3 separate regions of the Mus musculus genome follow, and regions 2 and 3 are each linked to region 1. Evidence: chromatin loops called from intact Hi-C (ENCODE). Cell type or tissue: left cerebral cortex. All regions are shown on one strand.

Region 1 (2,500 bases):
CCGGGGGGCAGTGTTTGCAAAAGAAAAAAGGCTCCCTCTCTGGACTCAACTTCCTGGGTAAGCCAAGGGTCCTGGGCTTGTGGGAACCTCTGATCCTGTAGCTTCCTAAATGTGCGTCTAACATTAGCAAATTTTATGCCAACCCTGTTGTTTTTTAAAGTTTATCTTAGGCATTTTGACTGTCAAAGCCCAACTTTGAAAAAGTAAGCGCGCACTTCTTGGACAAGGTGGTGTAAAAGGAAATCATAATGGTGATATTAACAGAGGTTCAAATGGAATGTACAGCAAGGAGTTTTGTGAGTTGCCATGGGAAATCTTCATAAAATGCTTACCCCCACCAACTTTTAATAAAAGTATGCAATGAGAATAAGTATAAAGTACCCATATTGTCTTCGTTTAGAAAGATTGTATTTGTAAGTTAAAGGAACTTAACTTCACAAGTGGTATATGAGGACTGACATCTGAAATGAAAAAAAAAAAATAGCTTCTGATGGGAAAATTGTAAGAAAGGGGTTTTGCTCACATTGAAGGTAGAAACTGAGTTCAGGAAGTCTCCTGTACCCACCTGCAGATTGGGCTGAACACAAGAAGGCTGTGCTAATTTTTGACAAGCCCTGGTTCCCTGGGTTAGGGACAGAGACGGTGTCATCTGGGAGCCTCAGTCTCCTGGGAAACGTTAATGCTGAGTGCATATTTGATCCCATTTTATAGAAGTCGCATTGATCTCTTGTGGGTCTTTTTTCTTCTTCTTCGTCTTCATAAACCATAGAACATTTTGTAGTTGCTGTTGTTAAGACTGCCCTTTCCATGGTGAGCTCTTGTTTCTGCTCATTCTTTAATCGCTGTTTAGCTATGTAACAGGTAAGTCCACGTTTCTAGAGCCTCGACAGCATTTGTAAACGCTTCTCTTCCAGGATGTGTGCTAAACCCTTGCCTCCATGTGAGCAGAAGGATCATGAGTAGGCTGCAGGTACCACAGCAGACCCTGTGAGAGGATAAGGGATGGGAAAAGGCCAACTTCTGTTCTGTGTGGTCCCAGTCACTTACTTAGCTCTGCCTGCTGCTGACTCATCCCTGGTGGTAGCTCTTCTCCTTTTGTCCACTAGGGACTGAACTAGGATCACAGTTATTTCTTTCAGCGTGTGACCAGGAACTCGGTACTTCTGGAGTTCCCAGACTTGGAACTGCAGCTTCCTGCTACAGATCACAGATGAAAAGTTAAGCCTGCAGCACAAAACATGTGCAACCGTCTTTGAGGATGATAGACACTTTGTCCAGCACTATTCATAGAATTAGTTTATAATAGAACATCTGGTGTTTCTATGGCTGCATTTCATTCTACATAAATAAATGGCTTTGGTTTAATAGTTTGTTATTATGCTCAATATCCCATCTACAGTGTTTTCAATGAGAACTGAATCATGATCAACGTGGGTGCTTTGAGGAGGGCATTGTAGTTCTAAATCATGAATGAGCTATTCTAGCAAAAATGTAATGATGTGCTTTAAGCGTACAACCAAAATAGTGATTCACACAGTGATGCTTATTTTTCTGTTGTTGCTCTGCAGTGACAGGGCAAGTGCACAGTTCTGCCGGACTTACATCGTGCACACATTTGTTACGTTAATTTGTTTTGTGAAATAAATTTGACTCTCATTGGCTTTGTTCTTAGTCAGAGATTATGGCATAGTTTTCAACTTATAGCCAAGCATAAGTATTGAAATGTTTCTTGGTTATATCAATCCTCACAAGAATAAATTGAGCTGAAGAAGGTTGAAGTGGCCCAGTTGGTATGAGTCAGAGCAGTTGGCTTTGCTATTGTCTGCTTGAATTTGCATATCTTTTGTCATTGTTAATGTGATTGGGTGGAGGATCAAGTAACCAAATAAATGCATTCATCAAAGAACTTGGTAAAGACTCTCATAAATTTCCCTTAATTAGTGTTTTCTCCAACTCAGACTCCAAACTTCATGTCATGTTTGTTTTGAACTCATATGCACATTTTTCACTGTAATTACTCAGAAGACAATACTTACAATTTATGCATTTCTATTTTTAGTCTAAGTAGTTGTTATAAGTTAAGAAGGAATGTTGTGCAGGAACTAATGCAAACAGTGAAGATACATCAAATTAGTTCAGCCATTTATTCAAAAAATTATTAATCAAAGTATGATGATAGCTGTCAAGAAGGCTCCTGATGCAGAAAAAAAAAGTGTTATCAAAACAATAGGAATCCAGACTATTGCTGTGATAATCTGTTCATATCCTTAAACACTGGTAAAATGGATTTTTAAAAATATCCATTGTACGATACTGGCTATCCCACAAAATACTTTATAAGACTCTCAACTTGCATTTCTCAACTTTTGTAGCTTTACAATGAACAAGCAAGTTATGCAAGAGGACTGTTATGGTGTGGCTCTCTTGTCATGAGGGGCTTAATTCAAGGAGGTCCATTTCCATGATTATTCCTTTGTTAATGTGATGTAGGATGATCGCA
Region 2 (2,500 bases), 470 kb after region 1:
AAAGTGTTTGGACTCTCCTGTATTTTGACTCACATAGTAACCATAGATTTAGCTAGATGATTCTCTGATTCCTTTTTTAACTTACTGTTTTGTTGTTAGCTTGCTTTGATGTTTGCATTACATCATTTTAAATTTGTTGGGCTCTAATAGCTTTGAAATTATATTTTGTATCTGTCTAATTGTGTTCTTGGGTATATTTCTATAAGTAAACTCTTTTTATGTAAAAACATAAAAAAAAAAAGAAAAGAAAAAGAAACCCCAGTGCATTCATACCTAAGAACAGTAGCCATTTTATTTACTCCCAGCCAGGTTCCTGTCCTGGAACAGGTGACCATGACACCCCACGAAGAGGATACTGACAATCAGTCCTGTAGGGCAGTGCCTGAAGCGCCTTTACATGCAGATGAAGCATCATTAACATCTCAGACCAAGCAAATAGGAAGCATCTCCTTTTAGACCCCAACCCACCCCAAAATGTATAAAAGACCCTGTCCACAAGGAATAAAGTGCGTGTGCTATTTCATCAAAGATCTGAGAGCATCTGTCATAGATAGAGGTGTAACACTTTGGGGAAGTGAATTCTTTCATGAAGCTTTTGTAGTTGGAAGCTGTTTGAACCTACCACAGTCACTTCCATCTCTGTGGCCCCAACCTTAGCTCCTAACCACCTGGTACTCCCTGCTGTCCCACTGAGCCCTGTTGGTCACTATCATCCCATTGTGTGCCACTTATGCTAGAACAGTGGTGGCCAGAAGAGACCCAGCAGCCTGCCTTGACCCAACTCCCTCTCCCTTTCAGAGAGCTCAACTCTTTGGCCACTCTAGCTCGGCCAGGGTCCTACAGATTCTCGAAGATAGCATCCAGCACACAGGAAAACCTATCCAGCAATTGGCTAATGAGAGATTTTAATCACCTGGCTAATGTGGGTCAGGTCCTAAAGAATATGTATGTATTCCAATAGCCCCACTGTACTGGCTAGTATTTTGGCAAAATATTACATTCATTGGCCATTCCCTTTGCTTAATTCTGTTCCCTTCACCATATCCTCACAAGTGCTCACCCATAGTGTATCTCAGTATTTCTTTCCAGAGGCCCTAACCCTAGACAACACCGTAGTTGACTTCTGTTAGTCAGCTTATTTCTGAAGCCATGTCACTGAGAGGGGAAATCTCATTTAACTCAGTATTCTTAGAAACTAGCAAGTCGTGACTAAATGGAAAGCAATCAGACATGAATTAAAATTAAAATCATCTTAGGGAAAATTAAATATTAAAAAATATTGGCAGAAAAATTGAACAGTCACAAAAGCAATTATTATGTTTCACTTTTTAAAATGCTTCCTATGAATGAAGCTATTTTCATGAACCACTCATACACTTTTAGAGGAAGTAAATTTTACCAGCAACTTCAACACTACTCAGAGTAGAATCCTCTGAATTACTTAACTGCTGCAGCAATGGTCCTCTTTCGTCCGAGTGCTTGCTCTGTACTTGGACAAAGCAAATAATGAACAATGTATGTACGACATCTGCTGGCTCACAGATTATGTTACATCTGCCTTTCAGTAAGGCTGGGCCACAGAGGCTGGGCATCCTGGAAAGTCAAACCTTTTCTTATGTTGAGCCTTGCACAAAGATTAACAGGACTCGATTTGTCTGTGCTGAGAGAGTGGGGGTTATTAATTTGCCAAAGATGCCACTTGTGATGAACAGAACAGCCCCATTCCTTGAATCCTTTGATTTATATTGTCTCCAGATTAATCGTCATTCATCCAATTAAATGCTCTGGATCTGGGCCTCTGGCCAGTTCCATGTCACAGACTGTGATAAGACCTATTAGCTGTAAGGCTTAAGTTAACCAGGATTGGACCCAAGGGAGGTATATTGCCCACATGAACCACCTTCTTCTACTTCTGCACCAACCTGCTTAATGCTAATATATATATTTCATTTTACATGCTATGCCCACAGTCTGTACATGAAATTCAATTCTTAGTAGAATGTTAAAGATTCCGTAAATTTGAAACTGCTGGCAAGTCAAGTTTAGAGGTTTATAAATTTATGTAAATATTTTTTAGCAACACACAAAGTTGTACAAGCACAAACTACAAGTAGGAAGACACCCCTAAAAAAATAGTACAAGGATGTTTCCCAGTGCTATTATTATAACATGCTCTGTTATAATACACTATTATATATTTATATAATATATAATATACTAACAAGAGGCAGGATGAGAAGAGAACTTTATCTATAGTATTTGTATAGTTACCTTTTTCCTAATCTTGGTTCAACACATATTTGTATAGCCTTTAAAACTTAAAATGGAGATGGTTCGTGTGCTGCGGAGACTCGCAGGAAAAGTAAAAGTCAAATGGAAACCTAGAAAATATCTTTTGAGTATGCACCGCTTCTTAGGCATGTAGAAGCAATCCAGGAAAGCTTAGCACAGGGTGCGGAGCCTCTGCTTCTTTGTAATGGACTAAAGTGTAGGCCTTCCT
Region 3 (2,500 bases), 460 kb after region 1:
GTTCAACTGACACTACATATTTCTTTCCTCCCTCCCTCCCTCCCTCCCTCCCTCTCTCTCTCTCTCTCTCTCTCTCTCTCTCTCTCTCTCTCTCTGTGTGTGTGTGTGTGTGTGTGTGTGTGTGTGTCTGTCTCTCTCTCCCTTCCTCTTATTTTCCTTCCCACCTTTCTCCCATCTCATCTGCTCTCCTTCTTCCTCCTACTCCCCTTTTACATAGTTCTTAGCAAAATGGTTGGCAGAACAACTTATAGGGTTTCTGCTTTATATCTTGCCATATTTTCAATCCTAATAGAGAGAGGGAACGTAACTAGCCTGCCTAACATTTATGGTGAAAATCTAGGGAATATTTTGCTGGGTGCAATAGGAAGCCCCATGTCTAATAACCAATCTCGATGGTTAAAGCATGAAAAACCTGCTATACTATACACGGGTCCAGGATATAGACCACCCTTTCATAGATGGGTAGAATCAGTAGGGTTATCTCAAATATACAGCCACAGAAAATAGAGCAGTAATAAGTTATCCAGTTATAACTTCACTTAAGGAAATTTAGGGATTCATATCTCAGACAAGGGGAAACCCCTGGAAATCAGAAACCATGGTATGGCCCTGGGGCAGGCATACAGGTATACTGAATGCCTGATAGATATACCAAAAGATGCTATCAACCTGTTCATTACCCTAAGTGGTACATAGATAATAGGAATTCTAATTTCACGGCTGAGAAATTGTTTCCCAAGGCTGCACAACTAAATGAGAACTTATGTGGGGTGGTGGACTGTGCACTGACAGCCTGGGGTCTGGTGGAGCAAGGGTCTGGAAGACCAGAGCCCCAGCTGGAGGTGATTTCCACCTGCTTGGGATAGAAGGAGTTTGGCCACGTCTCCTTGGCACCTGGCTCCTGTCTCATAGCTTCAGCTCCTCACAGCCCCCCAACACACACCCTCCACCCCCGCAGGCAGAGAGGTATGTGGCCATCAGTAAAGTAGAAGCAGCACCAAGCCCTCCCACATGCAAATAAGGTTTCCCCAAAGCCCTCAGATCAAACCAAAGAGTAGTACCTGTTGTCAGACCCTTACACATCCCCAAACTGTATATAAGAATCCTATCGGCAAGGATTAGGGGTGCAAACACTACTCTGTCGTAGTCTGAGCCTTTGTCCCAAGAGCTGTAACGCTTGGGGAGACATTGGCTCTACCAGAGCGCTGTCGCACTCCTCACTGGCTAGTTGACTTCTCATCGTCCTGGCCTGATTGGACTCAGTGCAGGGCAGCATAGAATTAAGGCATTGCAGAGAAAGAGGTGGATCAGAGCAGGGACCAGAGCAGCAGAAGCAGAAGTGGAAGTGGAGAAGCGACTTCCCCTCCCTGCCCGCACTCTGTTTCCTTCGCTGGAACGCTCGCACCAGACTTGGCCAGAGATTTCCGTGGAAAGCCTGCTTAGGCCCACAAACTTACATCCAATTTTGAGCTCATATCTAATTTTGAAATCCATGTGCTGTTAAATATATAGTCATGGTCTTACTTGGAAATAGAGTCTTTGTTTACTTCTGAATTTTATTTTCTCCACAGAAAGGAGGTGGTAGTGCTAAGGGATCAGTTTTGGAAAAGTGATCATCCCTCTGGTTTGGGAAGCATGGATCCCTGATGGCTGTGTAATCACTAACCTTGGAAAGCAGCAGGGGACGTGAGCAAGCCTTTTAATGATGCCTTCATTAATGCTTTCGGCTTCCAATGTGAACATGCTCATACGTGGATACGTGTCAGAGTTCCTATTAACGTGTTATTGATGAATTCATTATGTTCATGAATTTTACACAAATTAGTTCATGTGGAAAGTAACACAATTAAAAAGTAATAAAACTATCATTGCAATTTTACTATGGGCTAAGCACAAAAAATAAAAATAAAAAAAGAAGAAATTCATGGGCCTAAAATATTTATTAAATCATGAAAATATAAACGAGTGACAAAGACAAATAAAACACAAAAAGCTGGAAATCTGAAAATTGCACACAGACCATCTATGTACTTTGGCCATTCTTATTCTTCCAGATTGAAGGGCAGAATGTATTATGGCCAACTTCATTTCTAGTTCTGCCTCATACAATATCAGAGTAAACTGTGATCAGTGTGGGTTGCTTGCAAGTGAAAACTTCCCACAGTCTTTCTGACATCTCACTATAGGGGAATAAAATCCTACAGGATCTCGAAACTCAACCTGGAGAAATGAGTCATCCAGCCTACATAATCTTTTGGTTATTTGGAGCAACATTCAGTGACCCTTAATGAAAGCCACTCAAAAGCAAGGCCCACCATTTTTAGGCTTTCCTTGTTTAAATTTTTTTATGTGTTATGAACCAAACACTCCAAAGGCAGATAGGCAGAATTGTTCAAACCAGTACAGATACAGTATATTCACGAGTATCTGTTTACAGAAGTCTGCAGTTATTCAGTTCCCACCAGACTACATCTGATGTCAGAACTGCCACAGGCTCTGG

What was found. Hi-C counts contacts between places; a loop is a spot of excess contacts. Peaks named below come from ENCODE experiments on the same cell type or tissue, not always from the same donor. Only the 100,000 strongest peaks of a DNase experiment are listed, where the experiment ranks them.
Region 2: it touches region 1 in a loop (3.0-fold over the local background); 9 of 42 quality-filtered maps call a loop at or near these places.
Region 3: it touches region 1 in a loop (1.9-fold over the local background); 4 of 42 quality-filtered maps call a loop at or near these places.

Annotation. Positions count from the first base shown.
Region 1 is chr15:42,673,564-42,676,063 of GRCm38, reverse strand. The region is part of intron 1 of Angpt1 (angiopoietin 1); the gene reads left to right. Among named protein-coding and RNA genes, the nearest start is that of Angpt1, 2.2 kb to the left of the region's middle. In left cerebral cortex, a CTCF peak has its summit at 1,102; a DNase peak (open chromatin) is centred at 1,095; H3K4me3 peaks cover 1,532 bases; H3K27ac peaks cover 292 bases.
Region 2 is chr15:42,206,663-42,209,162 of GRCm38, reverse strand. No RefSeq gene overlaps it. Among named protein-coding and RNA genes, the nearest start is that of Abra, 340 kb to the right of the region's middle. In left cerebral cortex, a CTCF peak has its summit at 1,538; a DNase peak (open chromatin) is centred at 1,538.
Region 3 is chr15:42,218,534-42,221,033 of GRCm38, reverse strand. No RefSeq gene overlaps it. Among named protein-coding and RNA genes, the nearest start is that of Abra, 350 kb to the right of the region's middle. In left cerebral cortex, no CTCF peak of the experiment used is centred here; DNase peaks (open chromatin) are centred at 1,370 and 2,180.